Linked DNA regions of Homo sapiens: regions 1 and 2 are each linked to region 3. The links are chromatin contacts, found by Hi-C or POLR2A ChIA-PET in ENCODE. All regions are on one chromosome and are shown on one strand. The core of a region is the stretch at or near the end of the contact, and the rest is flanking DNA. Distances in the headings are between cores, read along the strand shown. Region 1 holds the start of PRRC1 (proline rich coiled-coil 1). Region 2 overlaps LOC101927421 (a long non-coding RNA gene). Region 3 overlaps GRAMD2B (GRAM domain containing 2B).

Region 1 (3,610 bases), core at 953-3,452, 1.1 Mb before region 3:
GTCTTTGACATGCTGTTTAAGTTCCTTGAAACAAACATCTAAGTAGAGACACTGACTTGGTCTGGAGCTTAGCAACCACATAAATGTGGGTGTCATCAGTGTACTGATAGTCTAACGTCATGTTTTGAGATGAGATTACGTAAGAGAATACCAAGAGAAAAGAGAATATGATGTTAAACCAATTATTGGTTTAGTAAGATGGAAGACAAGTTTGCAGAGAATAAGAGATGAGCTAAAAGAAAGGAAGAAAACCAGGAGACTGTGGTGTCCAAAAGCCAGAGTTTCGCAGTATGAATGGGCAACAGTATTAATGCTGCAGAGAAGCCAAATAGGATACTATCTGAGAAGTTCAATGGATCTGCCAAACTGGAGATGAATTTAGGGAGAACGGTTTTCATATAAAGAGTGGAGAAAGATTCCAGTGTAAACTGAATCGAGCAGTGGCAGGTGAGACTAACACGCATGACACTTTCAAAAAGTTTGGCTGTGAACGTAGGAAAGATCTATGGCACTAAGCAGAGAACAGGGATCCGGGGAGGCTGAATCCTTTCATTCAGTACCTATACATCGAAGGTAAATAACCTGAGATAGAAATGCCCCTTTGGAGATTTTACCACTCCTCAACCAAAGCTCCCTCTTTTCTTCATTTAATTTTTTATTGGTCATTCACCCTCTACTACAGATGCTCCCCAATCCTTACAATGACTAGTAGAAGTCCTATTGTAAGAGAATCCCTAACATTAACAAATGTGTCTGCAAAAGAAACTGTACAATGAATACAAAGTCATTAAGTGGAATAAATAATCAATTTCTTTGTCTTTAATGGCTTTTTATATGAAAACTGCCGTAATGGCAATACTGAGGTAAATTTTACATGCATAAACATAGTGCCTTCTACTAAAAAAACCTATTATGATAAAACAATACTGAAGTGTCAGAGTTGGTAACTGTTTTAGGGCTCAAGTCTTGTCACGAAAAGTACTATTCATATATCAACACTAAAGAAAAAGTGAAGAAAATGGTTTGGAAAACTGAGTTCTCAGTCCGGCTAGACCCTGTTGTTCCAATTTGCTTGTGCCTTGGTTTTTCTGTTAAAAAAAAAAAAAAAAAGTGGATGTCTATTTACAAGTTTACAAGAAATGGAAGAGTGAAGCTCTGATAAACTTTAAAGCATTAAGAGCAATTATTGCTGACCTACTCGTGCCACAAGATTGTCTCTACTACCAAACAGTGAGCGCTAGTTAGAGCCTAATCTGACCCCGAAATAAAATTTTATAAATTTTCACTGAATTAAACACTGGCTGCACAGGAGAAAGACTGAATGCCAAGATGTGTCACGATCGCAGAAATGCACATGTTGTCTCTCAAAATAACTACTTCGAATGACAAAAACACTATTGGCTATAAATTCTGTCAATCTAGGAAACGTGCTATCTGCAAATTTGCCTGAAGCAGGTCCCAAGACCAAACAAAGAAACGAGAGAATGCAAAAACTCTCCCAAGCGGCGCTAAGCACCGATGGGGTAACCTCAGGGAAAATAAGCTTCCTTTCATTGCAGGTCCTGGTGTGATGACTCTCGAGCCTCCTGGGCCTCTCCAGGGCCAGAGCGGCCGAAATCCTGTTTCAGGAGACAGCGGCTTCCCCTCAGGCTCTGCCACGTCTCCAGGCCAGACAGGGCCGGGCTAAGGTCCGCCGGCGCTCCCGCCAGTCTCCCCTAAAGTCAGCGCCCTGGAAGGTGGGGCCAGAGCGCTCCTGCCTTGGTCCTTGGACAGGAGCAAAGTGTCGCGGGGCGAGACCCTCGAACCGCGCCCACCGTGCCATCCCCAGCGGAAACTGCTCACCTTGCGATGTGCACTCCTGCCTGCTGCACCCCGCACGCCGCCACAGCTGAGCCTGGACCACGGGACTAGGGGGCTCGCAAACGACATCGGCGTCCAGTGGCGCCGGCCGGCCCGCCCACCTTCCAGGGACACCGTCCCTCGGGGTCTGGCTCTGGCGCCTGCAAGCCATGCCATGCCATGCCACCCCCCTCATACACGCCCCTCGGAGCCACCTGGCGCTCACCTGGGGACCGGGAAAGTGCCTGCGTGGTCGCTGAAGAGTGTGGTATGATAGGGAGGTCGGGACGTAGAACTACAGCTTGGAGAAGACAACGAAGGCGCACCCTGGAAGTTACCTCGGCGTGTCCCCGCCTACAAGATGGCCACGGGCGGCGCATGCTCCTGCGGCTGCCACGTCGGCCGCGCGCCGCACCGCGCCGCGCGTCGCCGCCCCGCCCCGCTCCGCCCCGCATCGCATCGCCCCGCTCCGCCTCCGCATCGCCCCGCCCCCCCTGTCCCATGCGCTGTGAACCCGGCCGGGACGCTGCAAGTTAAACTTTGGAGCCAAGATCTTCCTAACTACCGAGACTTGGTTCTGCCCACACCCTCTAGAAACATCTTCCAAAGGGCTGGCCTCCTTTCTACTTCGCAGCCCCCTTACACGAGAGTGGCACTCTTGTTACCAGGCGTAGCTCACTCATCCTGTGCCACAGCGGCCCAAGGGATAAGATCAGTTAGCCAAGGTCATCTGGTTGGCGGTCATCTAGCCAACATCAGCTAGTCCAGTCAGCACCTCCAGGAAGGACCTCGCGGCAGATACAGGGGACTTAGCCTGTATAGTCAAAGATTTCCAGATAACAGTGATTATATCAGGAGAGAGGGATTAGGAGAAGAGGGAGAGGGGAGAAGAGTAGCAGTTACTGTACTGAATTTTTCCCCAAGTGCATGTATTGCACATTCTTTTTTTAATTGTAAAATAGACAGATTATCAACTTTCTTATTATATGCTGCACCTAACACAGTACCTGAAATAGTTGGTGTTCAATAATGTACATTAAATAAATTAATGGAGTGCGATAGAGGAAAATAAGGAACTTCAAATCAGAAGTCTTGATTTGAGTCTGAGACTACTCTAATGCCAGTTGTACAGTTGCCTGCCCTTGTACAGGTCACTTAGTCTCCATAAGTCTTCATATTTCTACCTGCAAACTGAGAATAATACTATCCACCATCCCTAAATCAGGCAGGTGACAGACTCAAATAAAATAGAGCATATGAAAATTTTTTAAACTTTTTGTCTTTTTGAGATGGTGTCTTGCCCTGTTGCCCAGGCTGGAGTGCAATGGCGCCATCTCGGCTCACTGCAACCTCTGCCTCCCGGGTTCAAACGATTCTCCTGCCTCAGCCTCCCGAGTAGCTGGGATTACAGGCACAGGCCACCACACCCAGCTAATTTTTGTACTTTTAGTAGAGACAGGGTTTCACCATTTTGGCCAGGCTGGTCTCGAACTCCTGACCTCGGCCCGCCTCGGCCTCCTAAAGTGCTGGGATTACAGGCGTGAGCCACCGCACCTGTCCGAAAACATTTTTTAAATTGCTTAGCATTAAATATATAAAAAATTGTTTTTGTTGTTCTCAATTTTTTTTCAGGAACTCACTTAGAGATTTCACATTAATCTATCTCTTGAGCTTCACAGTTGTAAGCATTCCAAAATACCTCACTGAAAAGTTAATACTATGTAGCAATACTCTGACTTCAGATCTCACTGTGCAACTACCATGGGCGGTT
Region 2 (3,239 bases), core at 83-2,582, 1.2 Mb after region 3:
TTACAAATTTCCAAACAGCTTTCATATTTAAGTTTAAAAAAGAGGAAGATAAGTGAAAACTTTGTATAACCCTAGATTTTCACTTACTCTGTAAGGAAAGAAAACTGAAATTATGTGTGGGTTTTGTTACTTTTTAAATTACAGAGATAGCATATTTCCATCTAGAGGGAAATCTATCATTCTAGCACAAAAGTAATTTTTCACGTCAACTGTGCATAACATCAAATTATAGCAAAAACATAGCTGTATACTTCCTAATTGTGGGAATTTTCATACGGTTTATTTCCAGCCAAACATTTTTCCTCTTCTACTAAAAGAAAATCAAGCAGGCTAAATTGAATTTTTATACATTACAATTTCCTGAAATGTAGTTGTTAATGCCTTCTGATGTGCCTGAAGGCATGAATCTTAAACTACCTTTCTCCCCCCAACCAAAGAACTAGGGAAATGAAAAAGACCCTTTCTGCTACTGGTATTAAATTTCCATCGTATACATTAATCTGCTTTCAGAGTATTCTCCTTCAGTGTATTTTCCATTAAGGGCCTATAATAAAGTCCTTGGTATCTTATGTTTAAAGAGCAATTGATTATAGAGCTGTGTATCCCCAAACTATGCATATTTTCTACAAACCACAGAAAAGCAGGGAGGGGTAGCTGGGATGAAGTAGAGGGGGAGGAGAAGATGGAGGAGGGGTTAGCCACATGCTCACTTTTATTTAACAAATCTGTTAAGAGCTTGGAAATAGTTCTCATTTTATAACACCAAGGTTATACTAAGCAATTTATTTCCAGCTAGGTTTTTTAAATAGAGATTAAATAGAGATTGTACTTCTCATCAATTATTTAATAGGCTTTGAGGTTGTGTGTGTGTAAACGTGTGTGCTTAAGAAGTTTTGGGGATACAGGAGTAAATGAGAAAAAAAAAAGGACAATAGAGTTTATAATTGCTAAACATATGATCCAAAGCTGTGTTTGAAATACCTGCTTAACAAGATAGCAAATGACTTGTCTCTTTTAAAAGGTATTTCTTTCTTTCTTTCTTCATTCTTTAGAACCATTCATCTAGACTATCTTGGAATATTCTCAGCAAGAATCCACTGCCTACTGTATCTTCCCCTGACAATTACTGTTGCTCCTTACCCTTGAAGCTTTGAAAGCCTGTGTAACATTAGCCTATCTAGCCCAGTGAAAATGTCTTTACAGATTAGTGTAATGTTAATACTGCTGGCTCCCCGCTTTTGACCTGAAGTGGAATATATTGCACTGCTGGAGCAGATGGAATCAGTTTCACTGGGCTACAGAGATTGGTTGGCTGCCTGCCAAAAGTTCAGTGCTAGTGGCAGTGGAAGCTCCAGCTCAGAATAGCAGGCTTGAATCTATTCTCTGCTCTTGGAGAGAAAACAAAAGTGTCACATAAGTTTGTGTAGAATCAAAATACGTTGGTTAAGATTGTTCATCTGCAGATGTTGACCCAGCATTTGAAAAGTAATTGAATCTTTTGGTGTAAAATGGAGACATCTTTATTCACTTTTGCTGAAAGACATGAGACAAAAGCCAGAGCAAAGAATAAAAAAAGAAATTATCTGAACTCCATTTAACCTTCCAGTTGAATGCCTATCTCACCATAAGAATACAAATGTGTACTTGTAGAGTGTTTAAAGCCTGTCTCCTATTTTATGACTGCAAATAGATCTTAGTCTAAAATAATAGATCAAATTCATAAATGGGGGAAAAAAGATAAGCTTGTATAGCCGAAGTGAAATAATTATCCAAATAGTTCCAAACCAGAATCTAAAACTGGGGATGTGGGGCGGGGAGATCTATTTCCTAAGTTATCCATACTAGCTTTATTATTGACTGCATCATTCAGATAAATGTTCAAAATCCTTGCTGGATTTGTATGAACAGAAAAAGCATACAAATATTTGAAATCATATCTTCCAAAATAGATTTGCCTGTTGATAGCTGTCCTTTCACCTGGAACACTGGGAACACTGATTAAAACCATTAATAACAGCAGCTGAAAACTATGGTTGTCAGATTTAGCAAAATAAATAAATAAATTATGATGTGTGGGGGACTAGGGGGCTCCAATTTGAATTTCAGATAAACAACTCATGATATTTTAGTATAAGAATGTCTCAAATATTGCATGGAATATGGAGCATGCACAATTTGGAATATACTTATACTAAAATATTATTCATTTTTCATTTGAAAGTTGACTTAATTGGGAATCCTGCATTCTACCCGGCAACACTGAAAGATGTACTCTTTATTTTCTTACTTCCTGAATGTACTAAGACATCCTTTCCTTCACACACACACATGCACACACACACCCTAACTTTCAATTAACACAGAGGGGTTTTTTGTATTTATTCATCAGGTTATCTCTAAGTTTATTTTAATCATATTTTCCTCTCAAGTACTGCCTTTCCACAGCAGTAAAACATATGCTGTTTGCTGCCTAAGTAGATGGGTAATGTAAGCTGTGATGTGGAGAGAATTCTTCTCTTATCCGTTCTCTCTGAGGGTGTAGTTACAGAAACATATATATGTGCTTTTATCTGTGATAAGAGCTACCATCTGCTAGCTGCAATGTGCACAGCTTACCGTCTGAAGTGCTTATACATATTATGAAAACACACAGCTTTTGTGTATGTTGAGAATACATATAGACTCTGTTCTAATAAACCAGAATATTAGCTTTTGAATATGTCAGATCGATGCAAAATATAACCATAATTATGGACAAGAACGATTAGAGCTGGCACGTTGCCATGTGTGTATTTATGCCAGTAGCATCTTTGAGATCTTTTAATATTGCATTATTTGCAACCTCTTCCTATGAGATAGTTATTTTAGAAAAATGGACCCTTTTCAATGAGGAAAGGCTTTTGCTTCATTCAAGGAGCAAAGTTTCATGCCAGGGATACCAAATCCCTGGGATATGGGCTCCATATACGTGAGCAACGGGAGAGACTGAGACCGCGCGACAGAACATATAAATCTGAGTTACTTTGACCTTTAATCCAGGAGAGCACGAAGAGAAATGCACTAGGAAGGTTGGTTTGTAGCTGTCTGGAGACTGATAAGCTGTAATAAAGGTGCACTCAGTTGCAATTCATCTAAAGCTTCCATTGCTATCATCCTCCTTTTTCGATTTTTGTTACCTCGAGTACTTATCTAAATCCCTTTCAATGCCAGCTTGAATGCACTTTGTGTTCTCTCCAACT
Region 3 (3,202 bases), core at 114-2,613:
AAAATACAAAAATTAGCTGGATGTGGTGGTGCATGCCTGTAATCCCACCTACTTGGGAGGCTGAGGCAGAAGAATTGCTTGAACCTGGGAGGCGGAGGTTGCAGTAAGCCGAGATCATGCCACACTGTGCTCCAAACTGGGCAACAGAGTGAGACTATTTTTTAAAAAAAAAAAAAATTATAAATGGGCTACTGTTTACTTGTCTTTGCCCTGCTTTGACCATATGCCTCTGGAGGGCAGGATCCTGGTCTTTTCACATCTCTGTATCCCCACAAAAAGGTTCAATTCATTTACCTTAAGGACTTCATGTTCCTTAAATCAGCTCTAAAGGCCAGGCTTTCTGATCTCTTTCTTTTTTTTTTTTTTTCTTTTTTTGAGACGGAGTCTTGCTCTGTCGCCCAGGCTGGAGTGCAGTGGCACGATCTCGGCTCACTGCAAGCTCCGCCTCCCGGGTTCACGCCATTCTCCTGCCTCAGCCTCCTGAGTAGCTGGGACTACAGGCGCCCGCCACCACGCCCGGCTAATTTTTTGTATTTTTTTAGTAGAGACGGGGTTTCACCGTGTTATCGAGGATGGTCTCAATCTTCTGACCTCATGATCTGCCCGCCTTGGCCTCCCAAAGTGCTGGGATTACAGGCGTGAGCCACTGCGCCCGGCCTAGGCTTTCTGATTTCTAGCCCAGGGCCCATTTTGGCTACACCAGACAGTATAAATAGCAATAGGAATGGATGTACTTCACTTGGAATTCCTGGGCTTGGGAAAACTGGCATGGGAAAGGCCAGGAGTTTTCTGCTGGGGTTTGGATCCTCTTCTGGAACAACCCCCCATAATTCAGTAGACTAAAGTACTGAGGGTGCTTTTGGTGAGGCAACCGCCTGCCCTTCCAATTCCTTCAGACAAAGATTAGACAGATGGATCCTGTGAAGGTTATGGCGAAAGAAGGAACATTTCCATCGAGGGAGCTTTACCATTTCTTCCCACGAAACTAGGTGAAAGGTAGTGGAGTCTGCCTAGTTACTGAGGCCAAATGATCTCATAATTACTGCTGGGAGGGGCCGTCATGCCTTAGTTTGCTTTACTTTGCTAGAGTGTAAAGGGTAATGCTTAGATATTAGATTCCAAGAAACGGAAAGGAAAGAGGATTGCTTTCCTTCATTTTATGCCTTCTTGGAAATGGAGAAGTTTCCAGGAGAAGAATCTGTATTCCATGGTCTGTGGCTTCCTAAGAGTAGCTCAAGTCCCAGTTTCTGGGAGTGGCATCTTCATAAGGATGTTTATCATATTTCAGTGTCTTAGTAAGGGCCCCAGTTTCCTCGCCTCCACACCAAATCCTCCTCCCTCAGCCTGTGTCACAGAGCTGCTCTCCGTCACACCTTACTCAAATTGAGAACACATAGGTTTTTTTTTTTTTTTTTTTTAATTTTTAAAAGCTTGGGGAATGTAAACATTTTCTACATGACTAATGAAGCTAGGCATTGTAGATAAGAGAAGCAGTGAATGTTTTAAAATCAGTCACGGTTACTGCTGGATTTTATTAGAAACACTCAGACTGGTCTAGTTTTGGGGGGTTAATATGAAATTTATAGCACAGCTGAGTAAATAAGGGTATCCACTTATTTTCAGAAATGATTTTTGAAGTTTAAACCACTTACTATGAACATTTTATAACATAGAAAACAGGTACAAAGTAGATAGAATAGTATAAACAAGGCAATCTTGTTTCATCTATATACCTGTAGCCCACCACTCCTACCTCCTACTGGTTTTGAGACAAATCCCAGACCACACTATCTTTTCATCTGTAACTATTGCAGTGTATAACTCTACAAGATAAAGATTCTTTGAAAAAATAAACACAATACCAATATCAAACCTTAAGGCTAAAAATTGTAATTGATTTTTAAAAAAATGAGTGAAATATGGCTGTTTTTCAGGGAAACTATTAGCACAATGTAGTAGTATTTAGGATTGGAGTGGACTAAAGCATCTCTAGGCACACTGTTGGGTATCTGGTTACCCAGTAGGGGACTTGGGAGAGTTCCTGTTCTCACACTAGTCCACATGGCTCTTGCTAGCACAGCAGTAGGAGCTGCCTACTTTGACATCACCAGGTACCAGGACCCCTTTTCTCTTGCCCTTCCTGCTCTGGCTATACTGGAGAGAGGAAGAAATGGAAATGCCATTCCCCAATCTCAACACCTGAGTCAGATTCGGCTCTCTTGAAGCTGAAGAAGAGAGATTCCCAATGACACGAATCAGCATGAAAGGAATTATGGTTGTGAACAGAATGTATCAAAGTGGGTGGTGTCCATGACTCTAGGTGGGATGATGGAGTCACTCTGCATCCTGTCTGTGCCTCAGGCTGCAGCTGCTTCTCTTTAATCTGCCCTCCCACCCCCTCCTCACCCCCCACTCCCCACCACATACCCAAGAGACAGTGAGAGAAACCTGAGCAGCAGCAGACATGGGGTGATGTGATATCCAGGCTGCCCACTTCCTCTGGCCCGTCAATACTTTGTGTCAGCAAGTCCTCAGGCTGTGCTGGCCCTCAAGATTGTCTGGATTTTTCATATGAAAAAAAGCTCAACATCACTGATCATTAGAGAAATACAAATCAAAACCACAATGAGATACCATCTCACACCAGTGAATGGCGATTATTAAAAAGTGAAGAAAAAACAGATGCTGGCAAGGCTGCAGAGAAAAAGGAACACTTTTACATTGTTGGTGGGAGTGTAAATTAGTTCAATTATTGTGGAAGAGAGTGTGGCAATTCCTTAAAGACCCAGAGGCAAAAATACCATTTGACCCAGTAATCCCATTACTGGGTATGTACCCAAAGGAACAGAAATCATTCTGTTATAAAGATACAGGCACAAGTATGTTCACTGCAGCATTATTCACAATAGCAAAGTCATGGAATCAACCCAAATGCCCATCAATTATAGAGTGGATAAAGAAAATGTGGTAAATATACACCATGGAATACTACGCATCCATAAAAAAGACTGAGATCATGTCCTTTGCAGGAACATGGATGGAGCTGGAAGCCATCATTCTCGGCCAACTAATGCAGGAAAAGAAAATCAAACACCGTATGTTCTCACTCTTAAGTGGAGGTTGAACGATGAGAACACATGCACACAGGGAGGGGAACAACACACACTAAGCCCTGTCAGGAGAGGTGGGAGGGAGAGCACCA

What was found. A loop is a pair of places that touch in the nucleus more often than their neighbours do. ChIA-PET counts read pairs that join two places held with the same protein, here RNA polymerase II (POLR2A). Pooled maps may share reads with other maps.
Region 1: a map of naive thymus-derived CD4-positive, alpha-beta T cell shows a loop between it and region 3 (4-fold over the local background). The contact joins the promoter of PRRC1 here to the enhancer-like site in region 3. A Hi-C loop is called at or near these places in 1 of 168 maps with a recorded cell type or tissue (naive thymus-derived CD4-positive, alpha-beta T cell) and 7 of 50 pooled maps. POLR2A ChIA-PET finds 5 or more read pairs at or near these places in 1 of 52 experiments (common myeloid progenitor, CD34-positive).
Region 2: POLR2A ChIA-PET joins it to region 3 with 12 read pairs in GM12878. The contact joins two enhancer-like sites. POLR2A ChIA-PET finds 5 or more read pairs at or near these places in 2 of 52 experiments (GM12878 and MCF 10A).

Annotation. Positions count from the first base shown.
Region 1 is chr5:127,516,232-127,519,841 of GRCh38, reverse strand. It overlaps PRRC1 (proline rich coiled-coil 1), which reads right to left and starts at 2,202. Exons shown (of 9, transcript NM_130809.5): 1 at 2,066-2,202. RefSeq lists an enhancer at 2,025-2,204 and a silencer at 2,265-2,334.
Region 2 is chr5:125,196,809-125,200,047 of GRCh38, reverse strand. The region is part of intron 4 of LOC101927421 (a long non-coding RNA gene); the gene reads right to left. Among named protein-coding and RNA genes, the nearest start is that of LINC02240, 290 kb to the left of the region's middle. Within about 2 kb of position 1,332, at least 4 of the 41 ENCODE cell types and tissues checked have a DNase peak (open chromatin) inside an H3K27ac peak, as active enhancers do.
Region 3 is chr5:126,444,837-126,448,038 of GRCh38, reverse strand. All of the region lies in intron 1 of GRAMD2B (GRAM domain containing 2B), which reads right to left. Among named protein-coding and RNA genes, the nearest start is that of GRAMD2B, 23 kb to the right of the region's middle. RefSeq lists an enhancer at 2,014-3,202. Within about 2 kb of position 1,363, at least 10 of the 41 ENCODE cell types and tissues checked have a DNase peak (open chromatin) inside an H3K27ac peak, as active enhancers do.